Linked DNA regions of Homo sapiens: region 1 is linked to region 2. The links are chromatin loops, found by intact Hi-C in ENCODE. Cell type or tissue: natural killer cell. All regions are shown on one strand. Each heading gives the region's core, and the rest is flanking DNA. Links, peaks and the distances in the headings are about the cores only. Region 1 has its middle 43 kb from the start of MEX3C. Region 2 has its middle 14 kb from the start of MEX3C.

Evidence for each region. A loop is a pair of places that touch in the nucleus more often than their neighbours do. Peaks named below come from ENCODE experiments on the same cell type or tissue, not always from the same donor. Only the 100,000 strongest peaks of a DNase experiment are listed, where the experiment ranks them.
Region 1: it touches region 2 in a loop (5-fold over the local background); 2 of 110 quality-filtered maps call a loop at or near these places.

Annotation. Positions count from the first base shown.
Region 1 is chr18:51,148,848-51,160,183 of GRCh38, forward strand. It overlaps the pseudogene SRSF10P1. Among named protein-coding and RNA genes, the nearest start is that of MEX3C, 43 kb to the right of the region's middle. RefSeq lists enhancers at 2,955-3,114, 3,125-3,174, 5,359-5,488. In natural killer cell, for the core only: no CTCF peak of the experiment used is centred there; DNase peaks (open chromatin) are centred at 2,804, 3,524, 5,274 and 5,794; H3K4me3 peaks cover 2,015 bases; H3K27ac peaks cover 4,083 bases.
Region 2 is chr18:51,206,487-51,217,822 of GRCh38, forward strand. No RefSeq gene overlaps it. Among named protein-coding and RNA genes, the nearest start is that of MEX3C, 14 kb to the left of the region's middle. RefSeq lists a silencer at 5,313-5,412. In natural killer cell, for the core only: no CTCF peak of the experiment used is centred there; a DNase peak (open chromatin) is centred at 5,285; H3K27ac peaks cover 2,159 bases.

The DNA.
Region 1 (11,336 bases), core at 1,107-9,106, 58 kb before region 2:
TGTCCTTTAGATTCCTTTCAGAATTTTTGTTTGTTTTCCTCAAAGTTTTGGGAAAAAAATGCATTACGGTTTCCTAACTATAATTTTGGATTTGTCTATTTTTTCTTTTAGTTCTAGTTACTTTCTACATTTTTGAGTCAATGCTGTTATATACATGCAAATATAGATTTGCTAGCTCTTTCTGGTAAATTAAAGCTATCATTATTATAAAAGACCTCTTTACCTCTAGTAATGTTTCTTGCTTTTAAATCTATTTTTTTCTGATATTAATATTGCTACCCCAACTTTCTTTAGGTTTTTGATTGCTGTATCTTTTTTCATACTTTAATTTTACCATTCTGTGTTTCTTAAGCATGCTTCCTGCAAGCACCTTATAATTGGGTTTTGTTTTTTTTAATTAAGCCAGACAATTTTTATATTTTAATTAGAGCATTTAGCCCATTTATATTTAATGTAATTACTGATTCACTTGAGTGTAAATGTTATTATTTACTCTCTCTTTGCCCCAGTTAGTCTATGTTCTCTTTTCTTTGTTGTCTTTTAAAAAATTATTCAATTTTCTCATCTCTTAACTTGATAGTTACTTTTTTTTTTTTTTTTTGAGATGGAGTTTCGGTCTTGTTGCCCAGGCTGGAGTGCAATGGCATGATCTTGGCTCACTGCCACCTCTGCCTCCCGGGTTCAAGCAATTCTCCTGCCTCAGCCTCCCAAGTAGCTGGGATTACAGGCATGCACCACCATGCCTATCTAATTTTGTAATTTTAGAAGAGACGGTGTTTTTCCACGTTGGTCAGCCTGGTCTTTAACTCCTGACCTCAGGTGATCCACCTGCCTCGGCCTCCCAAAGTGCTGAGATTACAGGCATGTGCCACCGCGCCCAGCCAGTAGTTACATATTTTTAAAAATAAGATCTTTGTTGGTCAAACAGATATTGCAACATACTTGAGTTATCAAATTCCAGAAGGAATTAGTACCTTTACCTCTTCTCAGACAATATGAGTGCCTCAGAAAGACATTAATTCCATCCACTCCACTTCTGATTTATATGCTACTGCTGTTGCACAGCCACGCCCAGCAGCCTATGAAGCTTTCAAAAGCCATGCTCAGTCTTATCAGCTGTCTGTACAATCAGTAAATGCATCTAGGCCCCAGAAACCTGCCTTATCTGCTTGAGTTTCTGCTCTCCAGAGATCTTGGCTCAGTAATTTTTCACTCTCATCTGGGCTCTTTGATGCCTTCAATAATTTTCATATTAGTCCAGCTTTTCTAGTTGTTCTTGGTGGGACAATTGTTCTGGTTTACCTATTCTGACATTAGCGGAAGTAGAAGCTCGATACTACTAACTATACTTGATGAAGACCCATTGAGCAGGCATAGAGTATAGCTGCCAGCAAAGCAGTCTAAGTCCCATAGCTCCTCGGAATCTGCAGTGTCTGAGAGAGGTGACTCATGGCCCAGCATGTGATGTTGCATCTGGAGTCAGAGGTGTGTTCTAGCCAGGCCTGGGAGCTCTATGTATTGCTTAGCTGTCCCAGTAATGGTGTCTCTTCATCCAAAAGGGCACCTGAGGCAGCCCATGCTGTGCTGAGATTTTGGATCTGTGCCCAGGGCCCAGTGCCGTGGAGGTCTACCTAGAAAATAGTCTCTGTTCCACCTTCACCATGATAGACACAGTGAGCTCTCGGTGTGGGTTCAGTGCCCTGTAGTTCAAAGACAGGAGTCTGGGCCAAAGGTCGGTGTTACCTCATCCTTGCCAGGGGCTGAGGAAGGGTGAGAGATGGGCCACTCCTGGAGCTACTGCTTCATCTTCTCATGAAGGTGAATGAAGCTGCCACTGCAGGTAGGGGCTCAGTAAGGACAGAGCTCCAGCCCAGGACCTCCACACCTTGCACAATGCGATTTTATCGTTGTTATGGACTGAATTGTCTCCCCGCAAAATTCCTATATTGAAATCCTAACCCCCAATACCTCAGCATGTAACCGTATTTGGAAATCAGACCTTTATTTATTTATTTATTTATTTTGAGACACAGTCTTACTGTGTCGCCCAGGCTAGCATGCAGTGGTGTGCTCTTGGCTCACTGCAACCTTCGCCTCCCATGTTCAATTGATTCTCCTGCCTCAGCCTCCCCAGTAGCTGGGATTATAGGTGCCTGCCACCATGGCTGGCTAATTTTTATATTTTTAGTAGAGACGGGTTTTTGCCATGTTGGCCAGGCTGGTCCCAAACCCCTGACCTCAGTTGATCAACCCATCTCTGCCTCCCAAAGTGCTGGTATTGCCTGGCCTGGAAATCAGACCTTTAAAGAGGTAATTAAGGTTAAGTGAGGTCATAAAGGTCTGGCCCCCCTCCTATGGTGGCACAGTGTCCTTACAATAAGAGGAGGAGGAGATGCCACGTATGCACGGTCACAGAGCAAAGCCCATGTGAAGGCACTGCAGAAGGTGAGCACTGCTGATGGCAGGCACTGGAGAAGGCAGGCACTGGAGAAGGCAGGCACTGCAGAAGGCGGGCACTGGAGAAGGTGGGCACTGCAGAAGGCAGGCACTGCAGAAGCTGGGCACTGCAGAAGGTGGGCACCATGTGAAGGCACTGCAGAAGGCGGCCAGCTGCGAGCTGAGGAGAGGAGCAGCAAGAGAAACCAGCCCTGCAACACCTCCATTTTGGACTTCCAGCCTCTAGAACTGTGAGAAAATGAATGTCTGTTGTTGACACTGCCCAGTGTGGTATTTTATTACGGCGGTCCTAGCACACAAGTACACTTGGGGTGGGGTCAGACACTCAGTTGACAGGAAGGTGATGGTGAAAGTTTCCGTCCTCCCTGGAAACACCCCACCCACATGGTCCTGAGGTGTCTGGCTTTCAGAAAGTGACTCTCCCCAGTGCTTCATTTGCTCCGTTTGTTTCTAAATGTGTCTGGGTCTGTTTCCAGCCTTATTTTGTCTTCCTTTACCAACCACCTCCTTCCAAATAAGAAGATTCTCGCAGGTCCAGTCTCAGAGGGCAGAAAACCCAGATCTCTGGAGTTTCTGTCCCGAGAGGACCTGGCACCTGACTTCCTGACTCAACTGCTGGAGGGACGCGGAGGACTGTTGATTGGACTTGCTCCTTCGTCGTGTCCCCACACCGCGGGTGGCAGGACTAGAGCCTTGCCGCATTATGGGCTTCTTTATTGGCTGGCATAAATTTGGCCACTTCTGGCTGTATACCTCTTGCACAGCTGTGCTTCTTGTTTTGCTCCTGTGGTCAGTGTGGTTTCTGAGATGTCTGAGGAACAACCTGAGGAAAGCTGTGGCCCTCCTGACCATGACAGCCCAGACCTAATCACTGGGACCCCCCAATCCACTGGCAAGGAACAGTCAGTGAGCGCTTGAAGTGTCATACACTCCCCTGCCCCCAAGGCAGTGGAGCAGGTGAGGAGTCACTTTGTCACTCCCAGGGCGATGGCCTCACCTGTCTCCCGTGGCCTCCGGGGCTGTGTGGGCGTGTGTGGGTGTGTGTGTGCGCGCGTGTGTGTGTTGCTGGTAGTGAACATGCCCTCTGGTGGCCCCCGCAGACAGGCTTGCTGTTTCTTCCCTAGATGTTAGCCTCGCCTCTTATTTTTTATTTTTTTTTTTTTTACCTCTTCCGCGTCTGCTTAACCTCAGCTCCCAGTAAACACGCTAGGGACAACAGGCTTCCCTAGGGCCCCCTATCTTTGCTAGTCCTAAGCCCTGAAAGACCTCGCTTTAATTCTTCCAGCATGAGCCTTTGTTGTAGATAATTCTAGCTATCTGATTCAAACATGAGAGTAATGGTTTTTACATCGGAGTCAGGTACAAACCTCTGTTACACAAAGGAAACCAGAAATCGTATGATTCCCTAGGGATGACTGAAATTATTTTGTTTATCATATTACTTAAATAAGTACGAACATAATTTTTTATTTTTATTTTTTGAGAAGGTGTCTTGCTTTGTCGCCCAGGCTGGAGTGCAGTGGCGCGATCTCGGCTCACCGCAAACTGCGCCTCCTGGGTTCACGCCATTCTCCTGCCTCAGCCTCCCCAGTAGCTGGGATTACAGGCATGCACCCCAATGCCTGGCTAATTGTTTATATTTTTAGTAGAGACGGTGTTTCACCGTATTAGCCAGGATGGTCTCGATTTCCTGACCTCGTGATCCGCCCGCCTTGGCCTCCCAAAGTGCTGGGATTACAGGTGTGAGCCACCGCACCCAGCCATAAAATTATTTAACTTCTATATATTTTAATGGCTCTTAAGTAATTCTAAAACCAAAATCAGTGTACAAAGAAAACACCAAAAGTTCCTGAAAAACCACCCGAACTTGTTAGCACATTAATGTGACTTGCTATGTTGTTTTTCTGAACTCAAACACCATGAATGCTGCACTCAGTGATACCCAGGCTGTGTGGTCTGATGATGGGGCTCTTCCAAATCTTGCCTCTATTGGAAAAATTGCAACATTTCACTATACAGAACACTATTGTGGCGTTTACAAATGAAATCCTCTGCTCCGTCCTATAAAATTACTACTATTTGGCTCTGAGATCTCTAGACATACTTAGTTGTGAGAGTTGTGAGATGATCATCTGATGTCAGATGTGTTTACATTAATTTTTAAGACTTTAATTCAAATGAAAACTAAAAGTCTTGTAGAGAGGACCTACTGAATGTGTCTGGTATGAGTCTCAGGGTGTTTGGAAACTCCAGATCTAAAATTCTTGGATTTGAGACCCTGGTATTTCACTTAAGAAGCTCTTTACCTGCCTCTCCCTAGGCCTGGGTTTGACTCCAGCCACTCCCAATGCCCTGTGGGGCTGAGGTCCCCCAGACAGGCGCTGGGGACCTGGCTTGTTTTTGTTTTGCTTCTCCTGGGCAAGGCAGGTGCACACTACATGCTCAGTGCGAACTGAAACACAAAGTGCTGGGTGGCCGCTCAGCGGACGGTACTCCCTGCTCCCCTGTGGCTCCTCAACTCAGTCTGTGAAGGGTCCCCATGCCCCCAGGCCAGGGCTGGCCGAGGGGGGCTGGCCTGCTACCCAACTGATCCTGGTGGGGGGACCAGCTGCTCACCATGCCTCCACCAGAGGAAAAAATAGCAGTTCAGTCTTTGGAAAAAACTAGCGACTCACACGACCAGAATAGCAACTGAAGACGCTCTAAAAAACAGAAACACCTGCTTCAGAATTATGGCAGGAAATGAGATTTCAGAAATGCCACAAGAAGCTGGTGTCGCAGCTGCCCCTACCTCGTATTCCCCCAGCCTTCGCCCGCCAGCTGGGGCTGCCCACAGGGAAAGCCCCTTGGCCCACTGCCTGTGGTAGCCGCTGGATAGGGCCTGGCATGTGGGGTCAGGGCCCAGTGCCGCCTGCCTGGGGCTGTCTAGCAGCTGCCCCTGCCATGCTGGCTGCGGGCGAGACTCCACACTCCTGTGTCTGAGCCTCTTGAGTGGTAACAGAAACTCAGGGTGGACTAGTCACGGAGGAAAGGGGGATATGTGGTCTCCTGCGAGCCCCCTGGACTGAGCCTTCCTTAGGCAAACTGTGCAGCTGTTGGCTGAGCCTCTGGATTGATGAAATCTCTTGAGGGACTCCACAGGGCTTTCAAGGGAAGTGGAGGGGTGATGTGTTCAGTCTGGAGCAGGGGTCTCCAAAGTGGAGTACATACATCCCAGAGGGCTTAAGGAAAGAAAAATAATAGTGCATCTACTCAGATTAACATTTTGCTTCCAACATGAAAGAAAAAGCTGTGCAATGTTAGTAATTTTGAACGTTGAGGGACTCACGTGCCTTAGACGGCTGTGTAGGAGGAGTACTTTGTGGGAGGAAGAGCGGGGATTTCATCAAATTGCAACTTACATAGTGCCCACCAAAGGGAATTTAGATATTCTATTATCTATTTTTAAGTCAACTAAGGCTCCCAAAAAGGATAAGTGGCTTTAAAACAATGTTGAAAAGAAATCTTGGACTGAAGATAACACTAATATGAAATCATACCACGCAGCCCCCACATGGCAGAGCTGACCCTCCCTCCTCTGCCCCCAGCCACGTTATGAAATGAAAACAGCAGCACTTTCCTCAGACCTTGAAGAGTTGGCTGAAATTGCAATCATCCAGAAGACTATTTGAAATACGGCTTTACATCCATAATCATTCTGGTTGGATGTTGTCTGAAGTGCGTATTGTGCCAAGAGAGGGTAATAAGACATTTAAAATATTTTTAATTTCACCTTTATCTCATCCTTTTTACTCTTCTTTTTTGGATGTTAAAAAATAATAGCATGATAGTGCAATGTCACACGGAAGTATGCAGAAGTAATTTATAAAATTAAATAATCAGAATGTTTGGGTACATGAACAACTTTTTGTCCTGTGGTCAGGGCAGGCAATACAAAAACTCAGGGACCCCTGATCCAGCCAAGTGGATCTCAGGCCCACCCACAAAGTTTCTGATCCATTGGGCCTGGAATGGAACAGAGAATTTGCCTTTCTTTTTTTTTTTTTTCTTTCTTTCCAGTTAACCATTATTTCCTTCATTTTGTTTTCATTATAGCACGTTTGCTTATTTTACAGCAAGCAGAAAATAAGCTGGGTCTTGTTTTGATCCAAACATTGATGTTTTAAAAGCTGTACACAATATTTCCTAAAAAGAATACATAAAAGTACCTTTTTAGAAGCTTCTATAAGAAAGAAAATACGAAGTTTAACCCCACAATTTTCCTCTTTGCTACAAGTTCAAACTATTGCTACAGTTTTAAATAGACTTTTTGTTGTTTAACCAGACATCCAGGACAATCTTAAAAAATTATAGAAACGTGCACGTAAATGATGCATAGCAGAACTTGGACATTAACTGCAAATGGTAAAGAAATGAAAGTTAGAAACACTATCAAATATACAAAGGTTCTAGAATCAATCCTTTATAAACACATTCCACAAACAATATTTAAAAGCCATGTTTTTGTTCTTTACAGGCAAAACCTAGATTACTAAAACCAAAATGGAAAAAAGTAATCCTTTCAAAGGAATTGTTTCCCTAAGATAATTCGTACTTAAATATGTAAGCAAGCATGTCAGATTTTAAAAGATGCTAGCTTTCTATTCTGAAATGAGATTGGACATGTCAAGTCACTTTTGCCCCCAAAACAATCTTTCAGAGAAATGCTTTAAATTATAAATGATATATTGAATGAAGGGTATAATAAATGAAGCGTATTACTCCATTTTTAGTCAGGCATTACATTGATAACCAAAAACTCAGAGATGTGACTTGCTGAAAGTTGACTAATTCTTTTTCCAAAATTACTTTGAATTTCATGGAACAACAGAATCATCTAGAATGAAGTGCTGTCTTTCATCTTAGCTCACATTAAATAAACTGAGGCGTGAAGAGCAAGCCTCCCTCATAAAGAGGTAGGCAAATTTGTCTACAAACGCACACGCCATGTACTGCAAGCATCAAAATTTAGTACTTTTATTTTTTACTTTTTTGAGATGAAGTCTCACTCTGTCACCCAGGCTGGAGTGCAATGGCGTGATCTCGGCTCACTGCAACCTCCGCCTTCCGAGTTCAAGTGATTCTTCTGCCTCAGTCTCCCAAGTAGCTGGGATTACAGGCATGTGCCACCACGTCTGGCTAATTTTCGTATTTTTAGTAGAGACGGGGTTTCACCATGTTGGCCACGCTGGTCTTGAACTCCTGACCTCAGGTGATCCGCCTTCCTTGGCCTCCCAAAGTGCTGGGATTACAGCTGTGAGCCACTGCACCCAGCCTAAAATTCAGTACTTTTACATATGCACGTGCAAAACCTACTTTGAAACAATTTACTTGCTTCTAACAGCAGTATGAAAACAAAGAAATACTATGGTCACCAGTGCTCCTTAAATCTTAGAATAATTGCATAGGGACATTCTGTTCCCCTTAAAATTATTTCTGCCATCACTGACCTGCTCAAATTTTAAGGTAAGTTTTTCTCATGTTTTCTATGTCCAAATCTTCATAGAAACCAAAAGAACTAGTGAAGACTCCACGTTTCAGTCAAAACTCAATCTCCCTGAAAATACTGCATAATCCAGCTGGCATCATTCCCTAAAACAGTGGGGTTAACAAAAGAACTATTCCCCATTGCATGATAGACAAATGATTATCACAGGCCTAGACATCTTGTCAGGACAACCAGGCCCAGCCTGAACCTAAATGTGTCTGAGCAGTAGTGCTTTACTGTGGTTACAACTTCACTTTTGTATCATTCTATCTTATTAGCAAGCTACATTTCTAAGTTAACAGTTCTACCAAATATGAATATGAAAGTTTATTTTTAATAAGACAATGTGAGGCCGGGCACAGTGGCTCACACCTGCAATCCCAACACTTTGGAAAGCCATAGCAGGTGATTTGCTTGAGCCCAGGATTTTGAGACCAGCCTGGACAACATGGCGAGACCCCATCTCTACAAAAAATTTTAAAATGAGCCAAGAATGGTGGCGTGCACCTGTAGTCAAACTACTTGAGATGTTGTGGTGGGAGGATCACTTGAGCCCAAGAATTAGAGGTTGCAATGACCTTTGATTGCATCACTGCACTCTAGCCTGGGTGACAAAGCAAGACAGCCTGTTTTTTTTTAAAAAAAAATGTTGCAAATTATGGTCAACCAACATCTTTTTGCCACAAACTTCAAACACAAAAAAAAGAATCTTTACAAAAATATACAGGGACACCACAAATTGGTGGTTACCTATAACATTAAACAAACTGGACTCTTCTTTTTTTTTTTTGAGATGGAGTCTCACTCTGTCTCCCAGTCTGGAGTGCGGTGCTGCGATCTTGGCTCACTGCAAGCTCCACCACCCGGGTTCATGCCATTCTCCTGCCTCAGCCTCCCAAGTAGCTGGGACTACAGGCGCCCGCCACCACACCTGGTTAATTTTTGTATTTTGTTTAGTAGAGACGGGGTTACAAACTGACTCTTAAAAGTGGCTTCTCCACAGCATATCATTTGAATTATTACCATTGCCTGGTACAGTGTTTTTAAAGTATTGTTACAACATTGTATTCCTGATTTTTTTTTTTTTTTGAGACAGGGTCTAACTTTGTCACCCAGGCTGGAGTGCAGTGGTGTGATCTCGGTTCACTGTAGCCTCGATCTCCTTGGCTCAAGCAATACTCCTGTTTCAGCCCCAAGTATCTGGTACTACAGGCGCACACCACCATGCCCAGCTAATATTTTAATTTTTGGTAGAGATAGGGGTTTCACCATGTTGCCCAAGCTGGTCCCAAACTCCCGGGCTCAAGAGATCTGCCCACCTCAGCCTCCCAAAGTGCTAGGATTATAGGGTGAGCCACCATGCCTGGCCAATTCCTGATAATTTAAGTAAACCAAACTATAAATAAATGAATGATATGTGCCTAAAAACAACCATAGTTTATATTATCAGTGGCCATTGGATTTAGGAGCAGTCCAATACCTTGATGTAGATTTTGATCTAGAACTAGACTTTGATCTTGACTGACATTTGGATATAAGTAGTTTTTTTTCTTTGATTCCTTTTCATATCTTGAGCCAGACTTATTTAATATGCTTTGGAATCTTATTTATTTATTTATTTTTACTTACTTTTTGAGACAGGGTCTTGCTTTGTCACCCAGGCTGGAGTGTAGTGGCACAATCAAGGCTCACTGCAGCCTTGACCTCCCAGTCTCAAGCAATCCTCCCACCTCAGCCTCCCAAGTAGCTGGGACTACAGGCATGCACCACCATGCCTGGCTAATTTTTTTTTTTTTTTTTTTTTTTTTTTTGTAGAGATGGCATTTTGCCATATTGCCCAGGCTGGTTTCAAACTCCTGAGCTCAAGTGATCTTCCAGCCTCAGCCTCTCAAACTGCTGGGATTAAAGGTGTGAGTCACTGCACCCAGCATGGAATCTGTTTTAGAGGTGCCTCTAGTTCTGGTGTGAGATGCAGACCTAGAATGTGATTTAGCCTTCACTTCTTCCTTGGGCTGCCTTGAATGAGATGTAGATCTTGAAAAAGATGGATTTTGGTGTTTGAATCCACCATTGTCGGAATGGCTTCTGCTACTCCGTGGTTTTCCAGTTGGTTGATTTCTAGGACTGTAAGATCTTCTATAATTGTAATCAAAAGACTGACTTCTGGATCTCCTTTCATAACTTTGGCTTCTAGAACTTCTGTATCTGTCATAACCATCATGGCGTGAAGAGCTGTACACATTCCTCTGTTCCTTGGATTTCATCTGATTTGGTGTCTTCTGATCCCCCTGTGTAAACTGTATTTCAACTTGATGTCCACAAATCTATTTCCTGTCCAAATTATGCAAAGCATCTTCAGCATCACAAACATCCTCAAATTGAACACAAGCAAATCCTCTTGGACGGTGGGTGTGGAAATCAAGTGGAACATAAACATTTCCTGTAGGACCATCATGACCAAATTTATCCTGTCTATCTGCAGACCTGGTGTCATTGGCCACGTTCCTGATGGACAGAGACATGTTTTGGAGGAGTGTGCAGGTAGTGGGACATGATGGTGGCGTGAGTCCAGGCCGGAGGCCCTAACAGACCAGGCAAACTGTCCATAGCTCTGCTGTTAGAAATTCGTATTTCTAACAAGTTCCTAGATGATGATCATGCTGATGGTCTGGGTACCACTAGTCTATAGAAATGACCACAGCCTGAATGAAGACAAGCTGAAGGCAGTGAGGCTACCTCTGCCCTTGTCAACCTTGCTCACAGGTGGAGACAAGGCTGTCACCTGAAGACTGATGATCTCTCCCCACAGCCTGCCACATGCCTGAAATTCACCCTCAGTGCCGGACTCCTTTGGACTCCTTAGCCTTAAACTTGGCTCTGCAACTGCCTCTAGAAACTAGAAGCAGTGTTAGCGAGCGGCGAGCAGGGATGCAGAGGGCAGGGACGGGGAGGAGGAGGGGTTTGTGATCCCACCTACCAGCCTCACTGCCGAGGGCACAGGCTTGGAAGCCTCAGGCTCTGATGTCAGAGAGAGCTGAGCTGGATTCCCTATGCAGCCGCTAGCTAGCTTTTGACTTCAAATCTCAAGAAAAAGACCTTATTATTTCTAATTCTCTTCCTGCCTTCTAAGAAGGGTGGGTCTTGGTAGCTGAAGGCTCTTGTCTGCTGGGCTCAGCACGGGTTGTGGGCATGTAAGCATGGAGGAGCTGGTAGCAGGAGCTGGGGAGTGGGAGGCTGCTGCGTAAAGGAAGAAGGAGGAAGCTGTGGCCAGTGAGAAAGCACGGAGGAGACCTATGAGAAGGAAGCTGTGAGCTATGGGGGGTGCAGCCCACCCTGTTCCTCTGGCCCCACA
Region 2 (11,336 bases), core at 1,862-9,861:
AGGCCATATCCTGGATTATAAAGCAGACGTCAACAAATTCAAAATAATTGAAGCTATATGAAGTATGCACTATGACTATAAAAAAATTGAACTAGAAATCAATAACATGAAGAAAACAAGAAAACCTCAATACATGAAGATTACACAACACATAATCCATGAGTCAATGAAATCTTTCAGGGAAAATAAAAAAATACATTGATCTGAATGAAAATTAAAATATAATATATGAAAACGTGTGGGATGGCCAAGCACAGTAGCTCATGCCTGTAATCACAACACTTTGGGAGGCCAAGGCAGGTGGATCACCTGAGGTCATGAGTTTGAGACCAGCCTGGCCAACATGGTAAAACCCCATCTTTACTAAAAATGCAACAATTAGCTGGGTGTGGTGGCGTACACCTACTACTACTACTCAGCTACTCAGCTACTCAGGAGGCTGAGATGGGAGAATTGCTTGAACCCGGGAGGCGGAGGCTTCAGTGAGCCGAGATTGCGCCACTCTAGACTAGGTGACAGCGAGACCCCATCTCAAAAAAAAAAAAAAAAAAAAAGAAAGAGAAAAAACCCAGAAAACTTGTGGGACACAGCTAAAGCACACCTGAGAAATTTATGGCACTAAAATATATTAGAAAAAAAGGAAAGGGTTCAAATCAATAACCTAAATCCCCACCTGAAGAAACTAGAAAAAGAACAAAATAAACCCAAACAAGCAGAAAAAAAGAAACTAATAAAGTTAAGAGCAGAAATCAATAAAATTGAAAATATGGAAATAGTAGAGAAACTCCATGTAACATATGGATCCTTAAAAACATCAATAAAATTGCTAAACATTTAGCAAAACTGAGAAAAATAAGAAAGAAGACACAAATTATCAACATTGGCAATGAAATGGGATCCCACTATAGATCCTGAAGCCATTAAAAGCATAAAAGGAGACTACCACAAACAACTTTATGTTCATAAATTCAACAACTTGGAAGAAATGGACCAACGTTTTGAAAACTATATAGTACCAAAATTCAACCAAGATTAAACAACCTAAATATTCCTATAATGATAAGGAAATTAAACTCATAACTGAAAAGCTTCCAAAAAAGAAATCTAGAGTTCTACTAAAGATAAAGAAGACATTAAAAAGTGCCTGTACTCTCACCACTCTGCGATAGTTTCAGATAACATGATTCCTGATGATCTAATGGTCAGGAAAAAAAGAAAAATGAAAAAAAGGCTGGAAGGCTGGGTGCCAGTGGCTCATGCCTGTAATCCCAGCACTTTGGGAGGCCGAGGTGGGTGGATCACCTGAGGTCAGGAGTTTGAGACCAGCCTGACCAATATATTGAAACCCTGTCTCTACTAAAAATACAAAAATTAGCCGGACATGGTGGCGCACGCCTGCGGTCCCAGCTACTCAGGAGGCTGAGACAGGAGAATTGCTTGAACCCAGGAGGTGGAGTTTGCAGTGAGCCGAGATCACGCCACTGCACTCCAGCCTGGGCCACAGAGCAAGACTCTTGTCTCAAAAAAAAAAAAAAAAAAAGGGAAAAAGAAAGAAAGAAAGATAGGAAAAAAAAGGAGTTAATGTGAAATGATCGTTTTCTTAACTTCTAAGATTCATTGATGTAGAACTGAACTTCTCTACCACTGTATTCTAACACTGACAAAAATGTCAATTTGCCATTATAACCTAACCTATGGAATACATCTTCCAGAGACCGTGGGGGACATGCAGTAAAGGGGAGTTGGCTGCTTTTTAGCTTAAAAATCACTTATCCTGTTAGTGCCTCATTTTCTTCACAGATAAAACATGAATTCATTTATTTATCTAACAGATAATTACATAGCCTCTACTATGTCCCAGGCACTGTTCTAAGTATCTGGAACACATTCGTGAACAACAACAAAAAAGATCCCTTCTTCTGCAGAACCTACACATTCTATAAGGGGGGTGGGGCACAAAAGTTAAACAACAATATATAACAAAATAAATTGTACAGCATGTTAGAAGGTGATAATGCTATATGAAAAACAAAGGCCCGGAGCAGTGGCTCATACCTGTAATACCAGTCATATAGGCTGAGGCAGGCAATCACTTGAGGTCAGGAGTTTGAGACCAGCCTGGCCAACATAGCGAAACCCTGTCTCTACTAAAAATACAAAAATTAGCTGGGTGTGGTGGCATGTGCCTGTGGTCCAGTTACTCAGGAGGCTGAGGCAGGAGAATCACTTAAACCTGGGAAGGAGAGGTTGCAGTGAGCTGAGATTGTGCCACTGCACTCCAACCTGACTGGGCAACAGAGCGAGACTCCATCTTAAAATAAATATATATACATATATATATACACACATATATATATATATATACACACACACATATATATATATATATACACACACACACACATCTGTATATATATAAACAAGAGTGCAATATGGTAAGGAGGATATCAACTACAGGGGTCTTGGGCAGGATCCTGACCCACGATGGTGGGTCAGGGTAGGCCTGATTGAGAGGGTCATGTCTGAGCAAAGATTTGCAGGTTAAGGAGTTAGCCAAGGGGGTATTTGGGGAAAAAGTGTTCCAGGAAGAGCCACACATCTAGAGTGAAGGCTAAATTAGGAGTGGAGCATGCAGAACTTTTAGGCCATTTAAAGGACTTCATTAGTTGTGCCTGGTGGTGCACACCTATAGTTGGAGGTATGGGAGAGGCTGAGGTGGAGGAATTGCTTGAGCCCAGCACTGCAGTGAGCTGAGGTGGTGCTACTGCACTCCAGCTACTGCACTCACAGAGTGAGACCCTGTCTCTGTTAGAAAAAAAGTAAAAAATTAAAGGATTTCAGCCTTACTCTGTGGGAAATGAGAAGGCATTGCTGAGTTTTAAGCAAGGAATTGGTACCAAAAAGGAAAAAAAAGTGATACTTATATATAAACATGTTGAGAATTGAGTGTAGATGACACAAAGAGGAGCAGAGTGACAAGAAACAGTGGGATTTGGGACACACTTTTGAAGACAGTGCCAGCAAACTCCAAGGTTTTTGGCCTGTGCAAGCAGAAGATGCTGTTGCTCTTAATGGGGAGGGCTGCAGGTAGAGTGAGTCTGGGGTAAATGTTTCTAGGGTTTCAAGGGTTTCATGACAGTCGGTGGCTTCTGTTGTAGCTTGAATCTAAAGGTCACTTCTCTGATTTGGTGTTTCTCACCATCTCTCCTGCCAATCCTCCTCTTTTTCTTTGCAACCCTCTAAGTCTTAGCTTTAGAGGTGGAAGGTCAACCTAATTCTCTAGGCAGGCAACGGCTGGTTCCCTTTACCTGGAGAGCCTAAATGTAAATCTCTCTGCTAAAACCTCTCCCTCAGGGCACTGGTTCTTAGGGGAGGTGGTGACTTATTTATTTTGGGTCAGGTGTAGGACTTGTTGAGTTTACAGTGGATAGAATGAATTTTAAAATATGTCAACGGTTCACTAGGACCCGAGTTGAAACTATTAACTTATTTTATTCAGGTCTTTGTGTAATTGTGATAGAGACATCGATCCCTCTGGTCAGGGTTGCATAAAGTCGTTGCACAGTAAAACTTCCCAAAGGCTACATTTTTATGTTTCATTTTCAGACTGTTGGTGTCACAGGAGCAATTAAAATTTGTGAATAATGTTTTTTCCCCCTAGATGAATAATGTGGATGGCCTGCAGTCTGCTCATATTCCTGCCAAGGGATTTAACAGGCTATTGTGTTAGTAACAATGTGGATGCAAATTGTAAACATTTATCATCTCCTAAGTTTCATGCAATTTTCAAAGCCTTGCTAGTTAAAACAGGTACTCTAACCTCCAATATAAAACAATCTTTAGATCATTTTCCATATTCCCCAAACATATTTTGTTTTCCTGTAACTTCTATTTATTATATAAAGTAACATTGTAAAATCTGGTAGAAAGTAAATAGTAATGTTTAATAAGTTTAAGGTCCTCTAAAATTGATTTCGCGTCTCTTTAGATGCTATGAACTACTATTAAGGTACATCAATAAAACATTCCATATAGTGGTATTTGGTAGTAAATTCTCTATGCGTGTTTATTAGCGGTTTATTAGGAGGTAAACTAAATATTTGCTAGTGTAAATTTCCCAATAATTTATCTATACTCTCAGCATTTTACAACTGTTATGATCTTGACTCTTGAAAATTACCAATGTAATAGGAATGTCCAAATATTTGAGTCTTAAGATCAAATTAATATTTTGCCAAAGGGGAAAAGCTTTTCAAGAATTATTATGACTTGGCATGGTATGGTGGCTCACACCTGTAATCCCAGCACGATGGGAGGCCAAGGTGGGCAGATCGCCTGAGCCCAGGAGTTTGAGACCAGCCTAGGCAATATGGTGAAACCCCACCTCTTCCAAAAATAAAAAAAAATTAGCTGGGCATGGTGGTGTGTGCCTGTAGTCCCAGCTACTTGGGGGGCTGAGGCAGGAGGATTGCTGAAGCCCAAGAGGTTGAGGCTGCGGTGAACTGTGTTCACATCATTGCACTCCAGCCTGGGTGACAGAGTGAGACCCTGTTGGTAATACAGCCCCTTGGAGGAGAAAGACACGGATCAACAAATATTGACTAACTTCTTACAAGTTATTGTACCAAACATATGGGGAATACAAGGAAATATAAGTCATGCACTAGACCACAAAAGACTCATAATCTAGGTGGCAGAATGGTTGAAAGTTAGAATGCACGAGGGCATGGAAGGCAAGGATCTAATAATTCAGTGGATGCCAGAGAAACATATTGTAGGCATTTTGAGAAGATATAATTAAAAAAAAAAGATAGTAAAGTCTTGACGGAAGTAGTGAAATTAAGCAGACATTTAGGGGAGGTGGACTCTAAATGGGTAAAAAAGAGGGGGAAAGGCAGTTTCTTGGTGAGAATTACCACAAGTAAAGACACAGAGGCAAAAGAGAAGCCCACAGACTTGGGAGCCTCAGGGGTGGGATTGGGAGGTGAGTAGACACATCTGATTACAATGAGGGATTGATATATGGCAACAAGAGGAAGCAAAACCTGGAAATTTGAAAAGGCTAAGGGGTTTAGACTCTGCTTGGAGGCCCATCTACTGTGGATGGGTTGGTTTCTTGTGTAAAGATTCAGGCAGAGTAGCGGTTAAGTCCCAGCCTCGCTACATATGAACAATGCATTACTTAATGATTTAACTTCTTTGAACTTCAGTTTCCCTTCCGTACAAGGGAGATTATATCTGCGAGCAGAGTTGTGAAAGCTGTGTGAAATAACAGTTCATTGTGATCTAGCCAAGTGAGTGGTCATGACATTAGTGGTCACTTCCTCTCTGTGGTAAGTGGGTGGGGCAGGGAGGCCACACTAAGGGCTTGTGAAGAGGAAAATGACATCATTGAAGGGATAGATGTGAGGTTTGGGGACTGTTAATTTTGTGATGGTGTGCAGAATGAACTGAAGAAAGGGAGTGTGTGTGTGTTGGAGGTGAAGGGAACATTAGACCACCCAGGAAGAACCGGGGCTGGAACTGGCTGTACTGGCTATGACCAAGCCAGCAGAAATGATGAAGCCAGCTGGGCATGGTGGTGCACACCTGTAATCCTAGGTACTCAAGAGGCTGAGGCTGAAGGATTGCTTGAGCCCAGGAGTTTGATCCTAAAATGAACTATGATGGTGCCACTGCACTCCAGCCTTGGGTGACAGAGACCCTGCCTCTTAAAAAACAAACAAACAAACAAACAAACAAACAAACAAAGCGAAAACAAAGTGAACCTTAGAGGACAGGACACAAAGGGATTTGGAGAAGATAAGCTAGATGTAAAAAATAGAATCCAGGCCCTGTGCGGTGGCTCATGTCTGTAATCCCAGCACTTTGGGAGGCTGAGGCGGGTGGATCACCTGAAGTCAGGAGTTCGAGACTAGGCTGGCCAACATGGTGAAACCCTGTCTCTACTAAAAATAAAATTAAAAAAAAAAATTAGCTGGGGCGTGGTGGCAGACGCCTGTAATCCCAGCTACTTGGGAAGCTGAGGCAGGAGAATTGCTTGAACCCAGGAGGCGGAGGTTGCACTGAGCTGAGATCGTGCCATTGCACTCCAGCCTGGGTGATGGAGTGAGACTCTGTCTCAATAATAATAATAATAAAAAAATCCAGAAGAAAAATGTATTAATTTTGGGTTAAAGAAAGAAGTATCACACTAGTAGAAGGAAATACTAATGAAGACCTATGTTAGTATTTGTGTTTGTTTCTGTTTTGTTTTGCTTTGTCTGACCAGTTTATCCAGCTCTTTCCTTTGTTTAGGGGCTCTCGTCTCACTTTAACAACATGTCTTAATCTGGCAAATCAGAGCACTTGCTTTTCTTGGCACCAGTGATTGGTGTGGAGGTGAGCATGTTATAAAGCTGGGCCGGTCAGCCTGCTCTGAGTTTTTCTACCTGACATTAAATCTTTTTGGCCTCCCTGGATATAGAAGCTAGAAGGTTGTCAATCTGGAGAAAGCTGCTGGCAGAAGCATATGAAGCCAAATGGAGACCACAAGAGATTAAAGGAGAAACAGAAAGATTTAGAAGCTTGGTAAAAGTTGATGATAATTTTATTACCTAAGGCCCACAGAGTTGCCCTGATTACTGCAAAATCAAGTTGAACAAATTGGGAAACATTTGCAACAAATACAATATGATAAAAAGGATAACTATTCTTATTACATGGACAGAGTTTCTAAATCAATAAGAAAACATTAAGATTCCAAGAGAAAAATAAGCAGAGGTCATGAACAGACCATTTGCCGAAGAAAAAATACAGAGTAAATAAGAGTCTGCCTCAATAACAAAGAAATATAAACCATGACAGGAAAGTATGATACTTCACTAATCGAATTGTAAATGTAAAAAATCTGGTAATAATATTTGGGTACAATGTGTGTGTTCTTCCACACACTGAGTGGTTATTCCACTTTTCTTGAGGGGTTTTCTTGTGGTATTAAGAGCCTTAAAAATGTCCATAACCTTTGATTGAAACATTCTATTTCTAGGATTATCCTAAGAATATAAACAAAGATGTGCACAAAGATTTGCATACAAGGATATTTATTGCAATGACATTTATGTTAGCAAAATTATAAATGTGTAATTGGGTGATGGCTGAATAGATAATGAGAAATGAACAGTCATATGATGAAAAATTATAAGCCAATAAACATCATGTTTAAAAAAAATCATGTTTTTGTACTGTATTTTTTTTTTTTGAAACTGAGTTTCACACTTGTTGCCCAGGCTGGAGTGTAGTGGTGCAATCTCAGTTCACTGCAACCTCCGCCTCCCGGGTTCAAGTGATTCTCCTGCCTCAGCCTCCCGAATAGCTGGGATTACAGGCATGAGCCACCATACCTGGCTAATTTTGTGTTTTTAGTAGAGATAGGGTTTCTCCATGCTGGTCAGGCTGGTCTTGAACTCCCGACGTCAGGTGATCCACCAGCCTCGGCCTCCCAAAGTGTTGGGATTACAGGTGTGAGCCACCGCACCCGGCCTTGTACTGTATTTTTACAATGATTGTCACATGACTCTTCCACTCCCTTTTTGTACTCCATATCTATCTTCCAGAAACATCACCTGCCTTTTCTCCTGTGGTCTCTTAATCCTATAATTGTATTACTGCCATTATACGATGCAGTTATTAACAAAAAAAAAAAGAAAAAATTCATGTTTTTGGAATATAGTTTTGTGACACAGGAAATGCTCACTCTATAATGCTAGTGGAAAATAAGTATGATGCAAATGATGTGATGTGGTCTCAATTATTATTATTATTTCTTTTTTTTCCTAGAAAAAGAAATGGGGTCTCACTATGTTGGCCAGGCTGGCCTTGAACTCCTGGCTTCAAGCAGTCCTCCCATCTTGACCTCCCAAAGCGTTGAGATTACGGGCATGAGCCACTGTGCATGGCCTAAGTATTATTATTTTGTGTGTATGTGTGTGTGTATATGTATTAGGATGTGAAATGGACTTTTTCTATCGTCTTGAACTTTTGGCCAAAGCCCAAAGCTAAGAGTAATTGATAACAAATATCCTCATATTCTCAAAAAAGGGGTTAGACAGAGCTTCACAATATTTACTGTAAATTTAAAAAAGAAAAGCCTAGTGCTCACCGTTATCACCAGCAGCAGCCTATATAAGAGATTTCTCAGAAAGGACAATTGAAGTGAATTTATGGGGGTAGAGAGTGCTTTGTGGCATAGACCCTGGTGCCTGAGACAGCTGTGGCAATATCCGAAAGTGGGAAGTTGGCTAGAGTAGTCCACAAAGTCAGGGCAAAGAGAGAGCGAGCACCAGTAGGCACAAGCCTCACTTCCACCCTTGGAGTAAGGGTATATGGATTTTCTCACAGTGTGAATAGGATGGGGTGACAAGAATGACAAAGCAGACCATGACCTGTTCCACTCCAAGCCCCTAAACTGCAGATCCTGAGCTCAGGGAGGCGGAAGTATTGATTTGACTTAGATATGGACTTTTAATGCCGGCACGTGACTCAGTGCCAATACCTGAAAATGACAGGAAAGCTATGGGATCTTCCTGAACCGTGGCTCAGGGCAGAGAATGGGGAACTGATGAAGTATGCTCCAAGGCCATGGTGGGAAGGAAGCCATCAAGCTGCTTCATCTATGGACTCCACCCAGCCCATCTTGTTTAATAATCACTCCTAAATGCATCCATCAAGATTGGAAAAAAATGTTATCTGAAATCATCTGAGTGGTGGGAGTACAGGTGTTTTTTAATGTCTTTATACTTTTCCTGTATATTTTTCAAAATTTCCAAAACTAACATGTATGCTTGTATAATTTAAAACACAAATTAAAAAAATTAAAAAAAATTTAAACCCAATCACCACCAACAAAAAACAAGACAAAAAAATAAAAGACATAGAGGAAATGGATCCAGACAAAAGGAAAGAACCAAGATGAAAATTTTAAAAGGAACAAGAATTGTCTCCTACTCTAATGATGCACACGTTGTGTCTGTATTTCTGCTGAAATACCTTTTGTCTTTCTCCCTTTTCATTTTCATACGTCCACACTAGTGCTAACTCTGGCCACATTCCCCTTAGAAGACTGCAGTGACCTCATAATTGATATATTTTCCTCTTATGCACCTCCACACCACTGACAAGCTCATCTTCTCAAAACACGTTCTCCTCTCTCTTATCTCTTCCCATGTGTTCCAAAGTAACTTTCCCACTTCAGGCCAGTTTTTTTCCTTTCCTTTTCTTTTTTTTTGAGACAGGATCTCACTCTGTCGTCCAGGCTGGAGTGCAGTGGGTGTGATCATGGCTCACTGCAGCCTTCCCCTCGGGCTCAGGTGATTCTCCCACGTCAGCCTCCCCAGTAGCTGGGACCACAGGCATGTACCACCACGCCCAGCTAAATTTTTTTATTTTTCGTAGAGACAAGGTTTTGCCATGTTGCCTAAGCTGGTCTCAAACTCCTAGGCTCAAGCAATTTGCCTGCCCAGCCTTCCAAAGTGCTGGGATTACAGGCATGAGCCACTGTGCCCAGCCCAGTTTCTTCATACTCTCTCTCTCTTTTTTTTTGAGATGGAGTCTCACTCTGTTGCCCAGGCTGGAGTACAGTGGCACAATCTTGGCTCACTGCAACCTCTGCCTCCCGGGTTCAAACAATTCTCCTACCTCAGCCTCCTGAATAGCTGGGACTACAGGCACGTGCCACCACACCTGGCTAATTTTTGTATTTCTAGTGGAGACGGGGTTTCATTGTGTTGGCCAGGCTGGTCTCGAACTCCCGACCTCAGGTGATCCGCTAACCTCGGCCTCCCTATGTGCTGGAATTACAGGAGTGAGCCACCCAGCCTGGCCCATACTTTCTTATAAAAGGCCAAGCTTAACCTTACTTGGGCTCTTGTTAATTTCCAACATTCAAAGGATTTGTCAGTCTATTTAAATTGTAACTTGTTTGCTGGAGCTACCTTGGGTCCCTCATCTTCTCTTATTTAAGAAAGCAATAGGCACTGGGTTTAGTAGTTGGTTACATGTTAAACAGAGTTCTCTGGCTTTTCACATATGTAAATAATTATAAGTTCCATCAATGAAGGTACCATGCTGTGTGCTTTTGTGTGTAGATCCTCGTGTGACACACTACAATGCATTGTTTAGCACATAATAGTTTCAGAAAATACCATTGAATTGATTGCATCTAAATAATTCTCATGGAACTATTTAATCTGTTAATACAGAACACCAAAGCTACCAGGATTGTGGAATTTAAAATAGCCCTTCAGTTCCTTTCCTGAATCTGGTAAACTTTCTAAATCATCATTTCCCTTTTTTCCACTTCAGGTACGTGGTCAGGTGAAAGTAATTTGACACCATAATATCTTAAATAAAATGAGAGTATAGACTTAGATGAGAGCAGAATAAGACAGTAGACTTAGATAAAAGTCGTTTAAATCCATTCATATTTGCAATGAAAAGAAACATTTTCATATTATTACTGCCATTTAAAAAATTACTTTTTGGGTCTCTGAACAAAGGTTATTAAAAATATAGAAAACTTTTTCACACCTCCTCCTACTCCACCATCTAGAAAAAAAAAAAAAAATATATATATATATATATATTTTTTACCTTTCTGAACAGATCCAGGGAAATATAATAGAGGTTAATACTTGTTTTCTTTACATTTAGCTTTCTTAACTTATAAGTAAGTTTATCTGACTCTACACAAGCCAAGTATTAATTAAAGTGCAAATAAGAGAGACAGATTAGACATAGACAAAGGCCGAGGGGTCTCTCAAATCTACAAAAGGGCCCTATCTAATAGGATTGACAAACATTCAATATTTGTATTCAGAATTCCATAATAATAGTGTATTAAATTGGATTTGACCTCATTAAGTACAATACTGATCAAATACTGATCTAGCTTTAGTTGTTAATCGTTTTTTAAAAATTCCTTATTTGACCTCACCCAGAAACCTGACAGACTTTTCTTAGTTCCCACCTTCTCTTCCATTAGAACCCCCAAATCCATTGCTCTCTGCAGCATCAGTGCAGTAGTGTAGACTCTGTGATGGGAGTCCTATCCGGGCTGAACATGCCATCAAGGCCTGTCTTCTGAGTTGACACACAGGGGAGCAGCCTGAGTCTCTGGAGGAGCCCAAAACCCTGAGGCAGCCCTTCTGAACTCCCCTGCCTGTACAGCCTGCTTCATCTCCCAGAGTCACATCTTTCTGTTTCCCTCATCCCTTTTAATTTCATTTTTGTTCTTTTGTGGTTTTTTTGAGACAGAATCTTTCTCTGTCTTTCCCAGGCTGGAGTGCGGTGGCACGATC